2 separate regions of the Mus musculus genome follow, and region 2 is linked to region 1. The links are chromatin loops, found by intact Hi-C in ENCODE. Cell type or tissue: left cerebral cortex. All regions are shown on one strand. Each heading gives the region's core, and the rest is flanking DNA. Links, peaks and the distances in the headings are about the cores only. Region 1 holds the start of Apoa1 (apolipoprotein A-I). Region 2 holds the start of Pafah1b2 (platelet-activating factor acetylhydrolase, isoform 1b, subunit 2).

The links. Peaks named below come from ENCODE experiments on the same cell type or tissue, not always from the same donor. Only the 100,000 strongest peaks of a DNase experiment are listed, where the experiment ranks them.
Region 2: it touches region 1 in a loop (6-fold over the local background); 6 of 42 quality-filtered maps call a loop at or near these places.

Annotation. Positions count from the first base shown.
Region 1 is chr9:46,226,573-46,234,900 of GRCm38, forward strand. Apoa1 (apolipoprotein A-I) reads left to right here and starts at 2,058. Exons shown (of 4, transcript NM_009692.4): 1 at 2,058-2,164; 2 at 2,366-2,427; 3 at 2,544-2,697; 4 at 3,233-3,897. The coding sequence starts at 2,385. The coding sequence ends at 3,830. Apoc3 (apolipoprotein C-III) reads right to left here. Exons shown (of 4, transcript NM_023114.4): 2 at 8,087-8,154; 3 at 7,845-7,968; 4 at 6,478-6,771. The coding sequence starts at 8,141. The coding sequence ends at 6,651. In left cerebral cortex, for the core only: a CTCF peak has its summit at 3,471 (motif pointing right); a DNase peak (open chromatin) is centred at 3,483; H3K4me3 peaks cover 1,180 bases; H3K27ac peaks cover 665 bases.
Region 2 is chr9:45,980,772-45,989,099 of GRCm38, forward strand. Pafah1b2 (platelet-activating factor acetylhydrolase, isoform 1b, subunit 2) reads right to left here and starts at 4,100. Exons shown (of 6, transcript NM_008775.3): 1 at 3,934-4,100. In left cerebral cortex, for the core only: CTCF peaks have their summits at 749 (motif pointing right) and 2,988; DNase peaks (open chromatin) are centred at 3,020, 3,351, 4,100 and 4,632; H3K4me3 peaks cover 2,095 bases; H3K27ac peaks cover 1,898 bases.

The DNA.
Region 1 (8,328 bases), core at 39-8,038:
AGAACACTTGCCATTTGCTGTTGGTCACCTTTCAGCAGTTTTGCTTGAAATGTGTTCAGACTTCACAGACAACACAACACAAATAAAACTCTGGAGTTCAGAAGCTCAAATCATGGCTAAAAGCATGGGATTGTCAGAGTGATATTCTGTCTGAAAACTCTTTCATTCAGAGAAAACCTGCATTTTCTCTTCTCTCTTCCAGCACCCATGGATGGGTAGCCGAAACCCGCTTGGCTCATCTGCACACTCAGATTGCTTGGTCTCTATTTCTGTTCTCAAGTTTCTCCATGGTTTTGGCCCTTCTGCCTCCTCTAGCATATTGAGAGACCCTTGTGATTACTGTGCCCTCTGGATATCCCAGGCTACCCTTGAGTTCAAGTCCCCTAATCACATTTGCCATGTTAGACACCACGCACAGGTTCCTGGACTTAGTAAGTGCACACACATCTTTTCCATTTTGCTTCCCATACAGTGACTGGGATCATAAGGAAGCTGTGGCATGCTCTGTCATTATCTTTCCTTAGCAGATAAGAGACCCAGGGACGGAGAGGTTATGTAACCTGTCCGGGTCACCTGGAGAATAAGTTGCAGATCCCAGAACCAAGGTTCTCTCTGGTTGCAAAGCCTCCTGGGATGGGAGCAGCCTGGAATCCCAGCCACTCCCTGAACTGGTAGACAGATTCCAAGCTGGTTTCTAGGGAGTTGGGGAGTTTCCTAGGGAGATGGGCAGAGTACATTCCTGCCCTGGGTCCCAAATGCAGAGACCTGGGCGCAAGGTCCATCCTTGCCTCTAAGGCTGAGAGATAAAGGACACAGCAAATTCCTTCCACTCTCAACAGGCCCTTATCTAGAAGGAAGTTCATGGTAGAACCTCAAATAGATGGTCTCAAAAGTTCCTCTTAGCTTGAAAACTCACTTTCCATAATGGGATTTTAGAGATGATCTGTGGTTTTTGTTTGTTTGTTTGTTTTGTTTTGTTTTGTTTTGTTTTTAGATATTCTCATATAGCCCAGGCTGACTTCAAACTTGCTATATGGGCAAGGCTGTGGTTTTGAACTCTCAACCCTCTGACCTTCCAAGTGCAAAAACTGGCCACCGTACTCAGCCCACTCTACACAGCTACCCAGCTCTCCCATCCTGGCAAGTGAGCCTAGGCCCTCACCACTCTGGGAAGACATATCGTCACTGAACTACATGACCCCTTTTAGTGGTCATGGTATATGGTGAGGTTTTCTCTGGAAGGGAGGCTGAATAACAGCATCTACACATAACAAAAACATTGGCAACTGGGGCTGGAGAGATGGCTCAGCGGTTTAAGACCACTAGCTGCTCTTCCAGAGGTCCTGAGTTCAATTCCCAGAAACCATATGGTGGCTCACAACCATCTGTAAAGGAATCTGATTCCATCTTCTGGTGTGTCTGAAGACAGAGCGCTCATGTACCTAAGATAAGGAAGAAAGGAAGGGAGGGAAGGAGGGAGGGAGACAAGGAAGGAGCTAACAACTCCATGTTGGCCTCTGTCATTTCTTCTGAAGCATCAGAGGGGTCTTCATCCTCAGCTTGGGGATATGAGCCTGTCTGCATCTCACTCAGGCTGACACCTCAGTTGTTTTTGGATTTAGGGTTGGGAGGCTGGCTAAACATGTGGCATCTGGAAAGACAAATCCCCAAACCTGGGGGACCAGGGTGAGGTGAAAGGGGGAACCCCTTGGAAAGCAAAAAAAAAACTTTGGGGTGGGGCTGTGAGTGAAGGAGCCCACAATTCCTCCCTCCCTCCCTTGTTCCAGGCTCAGAGGGCACTAGCAACACAGAGGAGTCCAGGAGTGGGCTCCATGAGACTATCTTGAAGAAGACATACACCTCGGGATGGTGCAACTGCCTTACCCCTGGGGACCCCTGGAGTCTGCAGCCACCCCCTGCTGCCCCCACCTGAACCCTTGATCCCAGCTCGGCAGCCCCCGCAGTTTCCTGTTTGCCCACTCTGTTTGCCCAGCCTCAGGAACAGAGCTGATCCTTGAACTCTAAGTTCCACATCGCCAGCAAAAGTAAGCAGTGGCAGGGCCAGGCTGAGCTTATCAGTCTCCCAGCCCAGCCCCTGCCCACACACATATATAGACCAGGGAAGAAGAGCTGGACACCCAGACTGTCGGAGAGCTCCGGGGAGGTAAGTGCTGCTACCTGCCTTCGGTGGCTCTGGCTCCATAGCGCCTCCCAGTTGATGCTCCACTGTCCAAATCAATACCGTGGATATCTCGCACCTTTAGCCATTCTAGCCAATGCTTCCATGGGCTTGAATTGTGTGTGGAGCCTTTCCATGACAATGCCTCCCTTCAGCCCAGCCCTCCTCCTCCTTCTTCTTCTTCAGGTCACCCACACCCTTCAGGATGAAAGCTGTGGTGCTGGCCGTGGCTCTGGTCTTCCTGACAGGTAGGTGCCTCTTGACCTGCGTGGGACTACCTTCCTGGGCACAGAGAACAGAATTCCCACTGTTCTCTTCCCTGACTCCGAGTCTAACCTAACATGGGTCTCCCCTCCATCCCCAGGGAGCCAGGCTTGGCACGTATGGCAGCAAGATGAACCCCAGTCCCAATGGGACAAAGTGAAGGATTTCGCTAATGTGTATGTGGATGCGGTCAAAGACAGCGGCAGAGACTATGTGTCCCAGTTTGAATCCTCCTCCTTGGGCCAACAGCTGAAGTAAGGAAAGACCTAGCGTGGGGCCTGGAGCAGGTCAAGGGCTGCCCATCCAGGGTGGGCAGAGAGACCAGTGAGAAGATGCTGGAACTGAGCTGGCTAGCCCTTCACGGGCTTTCCTACCAGCTGGGCACCATGGCAGGTTCCAGTGGAGGACTAGGGATGGGATTCATCTGGCTGTTGGGTAACCACAGCCCCTCATTCAGCCTATGAGTGCCAAATCCCTTTTCCTTGGTAACCCCCAGTACTGGTCAGACAGCACCCAAAACAAAACAAAACAAAACAAAAAACAAAAAACGGGACTGGCCTTGTAACCAGCACCGACCACATCTGTGTTCTTGGTGCCTTCCGCCATGTGTACAGAGGAATGTAAAGGGAAGGCAGTGAGTTAGAGGGTTGCATGTTCGGGGAAACTAGGACCATAGCAACTGCACATTAGGGGACAGGTGGCACCCAGCTATCATGTGCATGGATCTGCAGACCAGGGGCAGCGCATGATGCCTGGGCTCGTCTCTCAGCCGCTCTCTTCCCCCTCTAGCCTGAATCTCCTGGAAAACTGGGACACTCTGGGTTCAACCGTTAGTCAGCTGCAGGAACGGCTGGGCCCATTGACTCGGGACTTCTGGGATAACCTGGAGAAAGAAACAGATTGGGTGAGACAGGAGATGAACAAGGACCTAGAGGAAGTGAAACAGAAGGTGCAGCCCTACCTGGACGAATTCCAGAAGAAATGGAAAGAGGATGTGGAGCTCTACCGCCAGAAGGTGGCGCCTCTGGGCGCCGAGCTGCAGGAGAGCGCGCGCCAGAAGCTGCAGGAGCTGCAAGGGAGACTGTCCCCTGTGGCTGAGGAATTTCGCGACCGCATGCGCACACACGTAGACTCTCTGCGCACACAGCTAGCGCCCCACAGCGAACAGATGCGCGAGAGCCTGGCCCAGCGCCTGGCTGAGCTCAAGAGCAACCCTACCTTGAACGAGTACCACACCAGGGCCAAAACCCACCTGAAGACACTTGGCGAGAAAGCCAGACCTGCGCTGGAGGACCTGCGCCATAGTCTGATGCCCATGCTGGAGACGCTTAAGACCCAAGTCCAGAGTGTGATCGACAAGGCCAGCGAGACTCTGACTGCCCAGTGAGGTGCCCGCTTCCACTCCCCACCCCCGCATTGGCTTTCTTACAATAAACCTTTCCAAAATGGAATAGCTTCTTTCTTTGGGGGACATAGGGCGGGCGCTAAGGGGACATCAAGGGACGTGAGAACATGGTGCCGCACTGGGGATTCCTTTGTACGCGACTACTCAGCTCTTAACGCTCACTCAAGCTGGGCACCTGGCTGGTTCAGGGTATGAGACAGAATCCCTTCCTAAGAAGGCTCCAAGGGAAATGGATGGCCAGGCAAAGCAACAAGGAACCCCAAAAGGGCCCCACAGAGGCTCAGAACACTAGTGCTGTAAACCAGGATGAGAGTGTCTGGCAATAGGACTGGCTTTGAGACCGCTGGTTTCTTGTGCTAGCCGAGTTTCCAGGTGGGGTCCAGAGGGTGCAGGACGGGAGCCTCTTCCACTCCCTAGAGCCAGGATTCCTTCAGGAGCCAGGAAGATTGGAGTTATTGGGTGGGTGCTAATAAAAAGCCTGGAGCTGAACCCGATCTCGGTAAACAATTCCCTTTGATCTTTCCCTCCGGTGCACCCACACAGTGTGCTGAAAGGGTCAAGGCTGCAGCTACTCTACCTGACAGTTGGATACAAAAACAAACAAACAAACAAACACCCCTCTCCATGATGCTGGTGACCACACATTTACTAGAGAGGCCTTCATATCCATCTCTAAATCCTGAAGGATGGCCTTTAAGTCCACACCAGTTGGGGAAGCTGAGCTGGGAGGTCTGAAGTTAGTCACTGCAGAAAAGGTGGGTCAGGATGTGCCGTTCCATTTTAAAACAAAACAAAAACAAAACAAACAAACAAAAAAACCCCTTTTATTACATGGGGCTGGTAAGGTGGCTTATCAGGTAGAGGCACTTTCGGAAGTCTGAGAACCTGAGTTCAGTGCTTAGAAGACACACACACACACACACACCCCACAAATATAAATAAAGGTATATAAAATATTTAAATTTTTATTAGACTTATTTAGTGTGTGTGTGTGTGTGAGTGTGTGTGTGTGTGAGTGTGTGTGTGTGTGTTTTCACGTGCCACAGAACATGTGTGGAGATTAGAGGACAATTTGCAGGTATCTGTTCTCTTTTCCACCATATAGGTCCCAAAGATCAAAAACTCAGGTCACCAGGATTAGTGTAGCGAGCGTCTCTACTAGCTAAGCCATCTTGCCAGTTCTTGTTTGTATTTATCTACTAGCTAAGCCATCTTGCCAGTCCTTGTTTGTATTTATTTTATTTGGAGACAGTGTCTCCACTAGCCCAGGCTAGACTCAGATGAGCTCTGATCTTTCTGCCCCATCTCCCAAGTGCTGGGGGTTTCAAGGATGGTCCACCACTGTTACTCTGTGCTGAGACAAACCCAGAGCTCTGTGCATGCAAGGCAAGCCCTCTACCACCTGAGCTGCCTGCCAAGCCCAGACTGTTCATTGTATAGACTTGCCCGCTATGGAGTGTAACCAAGCACTCATGTTCACAGGGTTGAGGATGTCTGCAGAAGCACTCTCACACCAACAGCCTTCCTCTCATCTGCCCCTCTTCATGCCTGTGTTGGTATGCAGGTGGTCTCCATCCATCCCCGGTGTATCTTCATGAGCCCCTGGCTGAAGGGGTGAGTTTTTAAATCCACAATCATGCAGAGCCACAGCAGACATTAAACCAGGTTTGGGTAGGAAAGTTTCCCGGTGTGGACAATGAGACTTCTGGCTCTTGGTGGACAGGAAGAGAAACCCCTATTGGATTTCCAGAGAGAACATAGTCCAGTCTGCTGGCTGTGCCAATGCAGTCTGGAAAGGAGCTTCCAACACCTGGCAGAGGCTTTTCCGGTGCCAGCAACGTGGAAAATGGAAAGCTGGCCCTGCAGTGTGTTTTCTCCTGATCCGGGGCAGCCACTGGCACTCTCTGAACATTAGTCTTTTACTCTATAATGTGCAAGACCTGTTTTGTGACACTGGGTCTCTTTGAAGTGAGTGTTTGGGGGTGGCAGGAACTTAGCAAGCAGCCCTTTTGGGATTCTGAGGACACTGGGTCTCCATTCCAGTCTAGAAGGTCACCTAGTTTAGCTATCACAGTGAGGACTGTTTACAAGGGGTGTGCGCATGCGGCACCTCATGCTTTTAGACACTACCATTTCATTTCTACAACAAACCTTCAGGGGAGGGGCAGGTCCTACCCACTTTATTCATAAGAAATGGAAGCCGCTACACTGCAGTGGGGTTGAGACTTATCCGACCACCCTCCCAATCTGCCTCCTTCCTTTCCGCCTGTTTAAAGGGGCCAGGCAGCCTGGGCTGTGCAAACCAGCTGCACGGGGTTGGTGATCATATCTGACCTTAAGCCTGGAGATGACATAAGACTGCTAGCTAGACAGATACTACACTCCAGCCACGTCGTCCACGTTGTCCTGCCCTTGACAGGTTTATCACAGATTGTAACTGCAAATCTGTCGTTACCTGATTTGATCTTTCCCATTAAGTCAAGCAGGGAAGCGGAGTTAGTCCCACGTACAAAGGAAGAAGCACCCCAGAGACCACTAAAGAGGTGGATGACCTACAGCCCCAGGTCCACCCCTTCAACAGGCCTAGCTCATCCCCATGCCCAGACGTCCAGGCACATGGGACACCCACTAACAGCAGCTTCTTATCCAGCTTTATTAGGGACAGCATGTTTAGGTGAGATCTAGGGAGGGGTGAAGACATGAGAACATACTTTCCCCTTAAAGCAACCTTCAGGGGCCACCTGGCAGGCCTGGAGGGGGGCAGCAGGATGGAGGAACAGGCACATCTGCAACACAGAAGTCTCACGACTCAATAGCTGGAGTTGGTTGGTCCTCAGGGTTAGAATCCCAGAAGCCGGTGAACTTGTCAGTAAACTTGCTCCAGTAGCCTTTCAGGGATCTGAAGTGATTGTCCATCCAGCCCCTGGAGGTTAAAGCAGTAAGAGGCATCCATAGGAGAGAGGGAGAGAGAGAGAGAGGGAGAGAGAGAGAGAGAGAGAGAGAGAGAGAGAGAGAGAGAGAGAGAGGTGTGTGTGTGTGTGTGTGTGTGTGTGTGTGTGTGTGTGTGTGTGTGTGAGAAAAGCTCCCCCGTGGGCAGCTAGACCCAGGACTGCACGCAGGGCTCCACTGGCTCTCTCAGCCACCAGCACCACCTTGCCTATCACACCCCAAAATCACCTGCAGCTACCTAAGAAACCCCACCTTCATCAAGGTTGGATCAGAACCTCAGTGCCTTCCATCCAATCTCCTTTCAGGCCGGAGGCACCAAGCACCGGGGAGCTGGATACTAAGGTCAGCTACAATGCAGCTGCCTGTATAGGCCATACAAATCACTCCCTTGAGGTACCCCATCCCTGGCTCTAAGTGGGTGAGGCAGAGGCAGGGCCAGTCTCTCATTTGAAACATTACTGAATGACTTCTAAGCTGTGTGATCTAGGCCAGGTTATCTAACTCTTTATCATCAGCAAAACCGAGTATCTAATATCCTCCCCACAGCCTGTTCTGGGGATAGAGACTGTCAACATCTTTTGCTACATAGGCAACTAAACTATCAAATGTCAGCCAAAGCCATTGGCCAGGGGGTGATATTTCATAGTGGGCAAGATGCCTACCTCAGACTGAGCCCAGGGATAGAAACAGGGCAGACTCCCACCCTCTAACCCCCAACTTCCCACCTCACTTCCCACCACTACCCCCTGCATACAGGCAGAAACCAGAGCAGGTAGGCCTCCCATCGTGTGCGCAGGACCCAGAGGAGAAAACCTGCAGCGAGGCTAAATGCCCCTCAGGCTGCTCTGAGGAAAAGCAGAGAAGATAGGAGAAGGCTGCTTGCCCTGCCTGTCATCTTGGTCACAGTACCGAAAGGCCTCATGAGGGACCAGAGGCTCGGGCAGGTCCCAGGCCCTGGTAAACTTGGTGGACCACAGTCTCTGTGCTAGGGTCTCAGCACCAGGGCATGAGAGGAGAAGACACAGGAAAGGAGGCCAGTGTGCCTACCTGGCCACCACAGCTATATCGGACTCCTGCACGCTACTTAGCGCATCCTGGACCGTCTTGGAGGCTTGTTCCATGTAGCCCTGTACAGAGCCCAGCAGCAAGGATCCCTCTACCTCTTCAGCTCCTGCGAGAGAGCAGAGTTGGGCCACGCCAGCCCTCAGCTCCTGCCCAGCCACCACTTCTCAGGGCAGGGCCCCCTGACCAGCTCCCACTGAAACCCAGCCCCACTCCCACCATCTTACGGGCAGATGCCAGGAGAGCCAAGAGGGCCACAGTGAGGAGCGTCCGGGGCTGCATGGCACCTACGTACCTGTGGGAAAGCATCTCGTGAGAAGGTACTGTGGATCTGCCACATCTAGGTCCTCCCCTTGAGAATGCCATGACTCCTGGGTCATGAATCCCAAGCCTTTCTCCCACTGATATTAGATAGAGAACTACAGTAGACCCAGCCCCCCAAGTGGGGTGGAAGGTGGAGTATAGAAAT
Region 2 (8,328 bases), core at 1-8,000, 250 kb before region 1:
TAGCAAGTTCCAGGACAGCCAGGGAAGGAAGTTAAGGAAGTCAGTTCTGTTCTTGCACCCCAGGGGTCCTGCAGTCAAAGATGGCTGGCAAAGCACTGAGCTGAGCCATCTTTCTGGCACTTAGTCTATTATCCTTGAACAAAGACTGCTATTTTATATAGAGATAGATCGCATGAACATGATAAAAATTATTTACCAAGCTGTTTTGCTTATTTTTTATTATCACTCCAAACACTGAGCAAAGCACTTCCATCTGAATCCCAAATCTTACATTTTGTTTTGAGGGTCTCCCTGTGCAGCCCTGGCTGTCTTGATTTGCTGCAGTACTTATTCTGCCGTCCAGATGCTGAGATTACAGGTGTGCAATACTATACTCAGTCATACGTTCCAATATTCTTCACAGGCAAAATGAAAGGACACGGAAGAAGAAACAGAGGAACCAAATTCCAGTGCCTAAAGTTAAAAGGCAGTTCTAACTAGAAGATTATAAAAAGTATTTCAAATTTGATAGTCCCTCAACCATGACTACAAAAGCAGAGTACCTGAGTGAAATTACTTTGTGCCTCCAGACACTTGGATCCTGTACTCTATTGCCAAATCAAACATCTTACAATATAAAGTATCTTTCACAGAAGCCTGCAGTTTAGCAACATTTTTAAGACCCAGAAATGGAAAGCTGAGCCATAAACTCTTTTTTTTTTTTTTTAAGATTTATTTATTATGTATACAGCATTCTGCCTGCCTGCAGGCCAGAAGAGGGCACCACATCTCACCACATCTCATGTGGTGGCTGGTTGTGAGCCACCACATGGTTGCTGGGAATTGAACTCAGAACCTTTAGAAGAGCAGCCAGTGCTCTCTTACCACTGAGCCATCTCCCCAGCCCTCTACTGTCTCTTCTTTTTAGGCCAGGCCTGAGACAATCCAGAGGTCTAGCCAAACCAGGTGTTAGCACACACCTTAATTTCTCTGAGCTGAGGCCAGCCATGTCTCCTGAGGCAGCTAGGGCTGTTGTACACAGAAACCTTGTATCCATAAAGAGAGAGAGAGAGAGAGAGAGAGAGAGAGAGAGAGAGAGAGAGAAAGGGAGAAAGAAAGAAAGAAAGAAAGGAAGAGAAAGAAAGAAAGAAAGAAAGAAAGAAAGAAAGAAAGGAAGGAAGAGAAAGAAAGAAAGAAAGAAAGAAAGAAAGAAAGGAAGGAAAAGCCAAAAGAAAGAGAAAGAAAGAAAGAAAGAAAGAAAGAAAGAGAGAGAGAAAGAAAGAAAAGAAAAGAAAAGAAAAGAAAAGAAAAGAAGGAAGGGGAAGGAAGGAAGGAAGGAAGGGAGGGAGAGAGGGAGGGAGGGAGGGAGAAAGAAAAGAAAAGAAAAGTATGAAAAGCCTAAACCAGGCATATGGTAGCACACGCCTTTAATCCCTGCACTCGCACTCGGGAGGCAGAGGCAGGGGGATTTCTGAGTTTTGAGCCTGGTCTACAGAATGAGTTCCAGGACAGCCAGGGGTACACAGAGAAACCCTGTCTCGGCTGTCAGCTGGTAAAGCACCCGCTATACAAATTTAATGATGCCCATTACTCTACAAAGCTGTTCCTGACCTCGGACACTCAGTCACTGTGCTTTAGGGCATGTGTGTACACCCACCTCCACATCATACAAATATAATAAAAAATTTTAAAAGCATAACATTTTGGGAGACAGGAGATGAGACAGTGGTTGAGAGCATCAGCTGCTCCTGCAGAGGACTAGGGCTCAGCATCCATACTGTGGTTCACAACCATCTGTGACTCCGGTTTCAAGAAACCTAGCGCCTTCTCCCAGTCTCTGTTGGCACTGCATACATATGATATGCATACATGTAGGAAACACATTCATTCACATAAAAATAAATAACTTTTAAAAACCCAGACAATTTTAAAAGTGAAGAATGAATCAAGAGTTATCCAAAGAGTATCCTACTGAAGTTAAAAAAAAAAATTACAGGGATTCCTGAACCATTTTCCTATCATAGCCACCTTCAGGAGAGTGGCTCACACCTTTAGTCCCAGCACTCAAGAGGCAGAGGCAGGGGATCTCTGAGTTTGATGACAGCCTGGTCTACACAGTGAGTTCCAACACAGTGAAGGCTTCAAAAGAGAAACCCTGTCTCAAAATGAGTGAGTTTGTATAAAATGAGGAGGGGGCTGGATAGAGCTGGCCCAGCAGTTAAGAGCAGGTACTGCTCCTCCACAGGTCCTGGGTTTGATTCCCAGCACCCACATCCCAGCTCCTGACTGTCGTTTGCTCCACCTCCCAGAGGTAGTACCCAATCCCTAGGAGTTCAAAAACTAAAAACCAACACTTCCCACCTCACCTTACTGGGTCAGAATAATCTCCTTAGCCAGGGAACTGCAGGCTTCCTATGAAAAACTAGCAAGGAGGCGATAAAAGGTGGGCAACTGTGTACATTTCCATGAAAAACTATTTTGCAGAGCAAACTTTGTTGTCCTTCAAAAATCTCCAGGGAGAGAAGGCAGTCCTAATCCTAAACTTTCTATCTTCCCCACTTAATTTAGACCTCAACGACACAGCACAGCACCGGACTCTCTACACTAGTGGTGTGGAAGTCAGTCCCAACAAAACAACTACAACCCCTCAAGCTCAGCCGGGGTGTGTGTGTGTGTGTGTGTGTGTGTGTGTGTGTGTGTGTGTGTGTGTGAGAGAGAGAGAGAGAGAGAGAGAGAGAGAGAACCTAGAAGCTTGCTGAGACTTTTGAATGAGAATGAAAAGATTTAGGATGCTTCCATTAAGGCCTGAGGCTTTTCATTTTGCTTCAGAGAGTTGGCAGAATTATTCTGAAGAGGAAGGCAAGCCTCGTCCAGAATGCCCTGCCCCGGTCTCTGGTGGGCGGCCCCCCAGGATCCAGCCCATCCATAATTTATTATCAAGTGCCCATGCCAACAAATTAATGCACAATGATTCCCTCCCCTGCTCTCCCACAAGGAGGCAACCTTTAAGTCTGAACAATGTGCCCAGAGAAGGAACTGACGGGCAGACACAAGCCTCATCCAAGGGAAAGATAAGCTTGCATTTTTCTCTTTTCCACACCTTTTCCTCTGGCCCATTCTCTCCACTCAACTCAACGCTGTAGAAAATGCAAGTCTAGGACCTGCTCTTAGCGTCTTGGTGCCCTTCCCTTTGTCCATAGCCACGTTCTTCAGAGACGCCAACGCTTTATGGCTTTGGGTTTCCTTAAGATCCGTATATACATGATGAAAGGCAACGTCAGCCTGGGAGCTATGGAAAGGATAACGAGTCACTCTGCCATGAGTAACTCAAACCTGGAGACCACAGGCTCTGACCCGCTAAGTGGACATGGACCACAAGGGCTGGGGAGAGGAAACACACCTCCAAGGAAACTACTCACTGACAGATGTACCTGGCTGGCGGTAGGCCATCGGCCAAGTCACCAACGCCTGGGCCTCGTCGCCGAATGAAGTGGGTGACCCTTAAGGCTAGCCTCTACCAATCCTTTCAGAGCCCTGACACGGGTCTTTGGGAAGTATAAGCGAAGGCAACAGAGAAGTTTCGAATGAGGAGACAATTTTCGACGAGAAGGGCAAAGAGCGTGATCCGTTAAAAAAAAAAAAAAGGCACAACCCAGTCACAGGCTTGGGCCTAGAGGTCCCACCCCGGGGATGGAGGGAAAAGGCGACAGCTGAGGCAGGAGGCCGGGCCAGGGGACCCGCGGGCCGCTCAGCCGCTGGCCAGGGTGGAACCAGGGCGCCGCAGGGCAGCGGCGACGGCGCGGGGCCCCGGAGGCCCTGCAGGGCGACAGCGCGGGGCGCGGCGGGGGAGGGGCGGCGTGGGGGAGGGGAGCCGGGCCTCACAATACCGGCTCGCCCGCGCGTCCCACCCGTCACGACGAGGCCCCGGCTCCGCGGTCCCCACGATGCACTCACACAGGCAGAGGGTCCGTGCGGGGCCCTCAGCGGCTGCGGCGTCGGCGGGTTGCGCTTCAGTCGCTCGCTTGATCCCGACGGCCGCGTTCCGGCGCGCGTCCCCTCCTCGGGCCCCAGCACCAAGCAGCAGCGCCTCCACTTCCGGTCCCCCTGCCACTCGGGCAAATGGCTTCCGGAAGTCCCGCCCCTGGCTGCGGGGCTAGTTGCGGGGCGGGTGCGCCTCACTTTCCCTCGCAGTGCGCGCTCTTTGCTTGGCGCACAGGTCTACCGTCCCTGCCAAGTACTGACTTTGTTCTCTTTCTTTCCCCGACTTGAGCCTCCATCTTTCCTGTAACTGCCTTCCTGTCCTGATAGGATGACGGAAACTATCCGGAGATGGCCTTAGAGACAGTGTAGCTTGACCTCTCGCTGACGCTACTCCCTTCTTAGCCACTGATTTCCTCCACCGATGGGATAAACCAGATTGCAGAGAATGGGGAGAAATAGGCCCGAAGTTAAAAGGGGCAACCCCTACATTTACCAGCAGAATTTCTATGATGATACTCAGAATTGTGTGATAGATACCACTCGGGGAATAACAGAAACCCCAGTCTTTACCTTAGAAATCCATCCAGTTTAGGGGAGTACATAGAGAGTCAATGTAGAGATTAGATGCTAACGGCTGGATAAGTGCAGGACAGATCAGCGCCAAGAGGAGGGGCAAGAGATTGCGTCATCATTAGCAGGGAAACTTGGTGGAGCAGTGCCAGGGCTGGCTCTTTAATGATGGATAGGATTCATTCAAACTCATAATAGTGAATTGCAGAGCATTCCAGGACTCTGAAACTGATTGAGAATGTTCTTGAAACCTGTAAGCCTAAATTATCGAGATAATAAAATAAAATTTCAAATCACTTATGTGCTGCTTGTATTATCTCGAATGCAAAATAAAAATTTCAAGATAATGACTTTGTCACTGCCTCCATAACTCTTCTGCAGATATTCCAGTTACATATGGTACACTAGCAAGATCTCAGTAAGTGCTGTTTTAAGTGTTTTGATCAAGAGAATATCGTAAAGGGTTATTTAAACAGTTTAGTATTAAATACACTGTTAAGAGAAACAACTTGAATTGGTTTCCAATGATAAAGCCCTATGTCTGGGTTGTTTTTGTCAATGACACAAATCAGGGTCATTTGAGGAAGGGAACTTTAAAAATGCCTTCATCCGATTGGCATGTAGGCAGTCTATGAGGGTATTTTCTTGATTAATAATTGATGGGCGTATCCCACTGTGAGTGGTGCCACTTGGCGAAGGTGGCCCTGAGTTGAGTTGTATAAGAGCACACAGTCAGTCAGTAAGAAACGACATTCTATAGCTCCAGTTCCTACCCTGACTTCTCTCTGTGACAGCTGTGATCTGAGAGCTGTAAAGGAAGTAAGTCCTTTCCTCTCCACTTGGCTTTTAGTCATGGTGTTCCCCCTTCTCTCTCTCTCTCTCTCTCTCTCTCTCTCTCTGTCTCTCTGACACACACACACATTTTGATACTATCTTTTATTCATAAGAAACCTTGATTGATTGCTTGCTCTTAAAATGAAAAACGTAGCCCAGGATAGCCTCCACTTCACTCTGCAGCTATGAACGTAGGACCTTCCTGCTTCCTCCCTTCCTGGGTGCCACCATGCTTGGGTCTCACACAGTCCTTCAGGATTGAGTACAGGGCTTTATGCGTCTTAGACAAAAACTATCAACTGAGCTACATTCTCAGCTCTACAAAACTTTTCTTCAAGCCCTTAAGGCTCCTCATTTTTGGTTGTACTATAGATTGAACCCAAGGAGACATTCTATATTTGAAAATCCTGGGGGTTGGCGAGATGGTTCAGCAGTTAAGAGCACTGACTGGCTGGGTTGTGGTGGCGCAAGCCTTTAATCCCAGCACTTGGGAGGCAGAGGCAGGCGGATTTCTGAGTTCGAGGCCAGCCTGGTCTACAGAGTGAGTTCCAGGACAGCCAGGGCTATACAGAGAAACCCTGTCTCAACCCCCCCCCCCCCGCAAAACAAACAAACAAACACACAAAACAAAAACAAAAAAAAAAACAAAAAAAACCAAAGCACTGACTGCTTTTCCGAAGGTCCTGAGTTCAAATCCCAGCAACCACATGATGGCTGGCAACCATCCGTAATGAGATTTGATGCCCTCTTCTGGTGTGTCTGAAGACAGCTACAGTGTACTTACATAAAATAAATTAATCTTTGGGCTGGAGTGACTGGGACTGGAGTGAGTAGAGGTCCTGAGTTCAATTCCCAGCACCCACATGATGGCTCACAACCATCTGTATAGCTACAGTGTACTCATATACATAAAATAAATAAATAAATAAATCTTAAAAAAAAAAAAAAAAGAACGCCGGGCGTGGTGGTGCATGCCTTTAATCCCAGCACTCGGGAGGCAGAGACAGGTGGATTTCTGAGTTCGAGGCCAGCCTGGTCTACAAAAGTGAGTTCCAGGACAGCCAGGGCTATACAGAGAAACCCTGTCTCAAAAAACAACAACAAAGAAAAAAAAAAGAAAAGAAAGTCCTGGGGCTGAAGAGATGGCACAGTGGTTAAGCGTACCTACTACTCTTGCAGAGGACCCAAGCTGGTTTCCCAGCTCCCATATCCCATGGCTTACAACACCCTGTAACTCCAGCTCCATGGGACCCAATGCCTTCCTCTACACTTACATGCATGTACCCACATGACACATGTATGCGAATGATTAAAATAGCATATTCTTTTCCAGTGAAGTAGAATTCTAAGTAGTTCCTTCAGCTGTACAATGACTGCAGCAGTGTGCTCGAGGCTGACAGTGACAGGCTAGTTAGGCACACCCAGGGGCTTCATGCTTTGCTCCCCTTGCCGAGCAGCCTTGAATAGAATTTCACTGACGGCTTGGCCTGGGGGTGGTTACCTGCCATAGTCCCAGCCACTGGGGAGACCGAGGCAGGAGGGTCACTTTCTTTCTTTCTTTCTTTCTTTCTTTCTTTCTTTCTTTCTTTCTTTCTTTCTTTAGGTTTTTCGAGACAGGGTTTTTCTGTGCAGTCCTGGCTGTCCTGGAACTCACTCTGTAGACTAGGCTGTCCTCGAACTCAGAAATCCGCCTGCCTCTGCCTCCCAAGTGCTGGGATTAAAGACGTGCACCACCACGCCCGGCTTAGATTTTTTATTTTGTAACCTTTATTTTAGGTGTATGATTGTTCTGCCTTATGTCTGTCTGTGCACCATGTGCACACAGGGCCTGTAGAAGCCAGAAGAGGGCATCAGATCTCCTAGGACTGGAGTTACAATTGTGAGCTGTCTGTCATGTGAGCTCTGGCTGTGTGTCCTTGGGAAGAACCACCCTGAACACTTGTTTGTTTGTTTGTTTGTTTGTTTTTGAGACAAGGTCTTTCTGTGTAGCCTTGGCTGTCCTGGAACTCCTCGGTAGATCTGGCTGACATCAAACTTATAGAGATCCAAGTGCCTCTGATTCCCCAGTGCAGCAGGGATTAAAGGCATGTGCCACCACTATCCAGCCACAACCACTGCTCTTAACCACTGAGTCATCTCTCCAGCCCCAGGAGGATCTCTTTAGCCCATTAGTTTAAGAACTGGATGGATAATATAGCTAATTAATATAGCATACACACACACACACACACACACACACACACACAGACACACACACACACACATTGTACCTACCCTTCAAACAAGCCCATTGCTAAGAATCTATTTGAGAGACCAGCCATCTCACACCTGTAATGCCAATACTAGGGAGTCTAAAACAGGAAGGATGTTTTCAGTTCAAGGCCAATTTGGGCTACATAGTAAGTTCCTGGCCAGCCTTGATTATAGAGATGCTGCAGCACCCCCCAAGCCCCCACCCCCTGCAAAAAAAAAAAACCCACAAAAATCTATCTTGTAACAATAAAAAAAATGACAATTATTATTTGTTTTGTGCCGTGTTCTGCTCCTTACATAATAAATTTAATTCTTTTGTCATCTCTTTCTTTTCTTGACACAGGGTCTTACTGCATAATCATTGCTAGCTCACAACTTACTCTGTAGGACAATCTAGCCTTGAACCTGCAGGTGTTCTTTGTTCTCTGTCTACAAAATATGTAATTCTTTCAGCTCTATGGGTGGTGCCTACTGTATGGTTATGAAGGGGACAGTGAAGAGCCTGTGATCCAGGAACAGCAGGTGGTGCAGGAACATGAACATTAAGGGCTGGGTTTCAACTTCAGGCTGATTCCAGGTCTGGAACTCCAAACCACCCCCTGAAACCTCCTGCCTATGGAAATAGAGGCGCCCATGTGTGTGGATAGAACTGAGGTATGGGAACTGCAGCTCCAAGCAAGAATAACCACTAGTAGGGGATGGAGGGCTGGC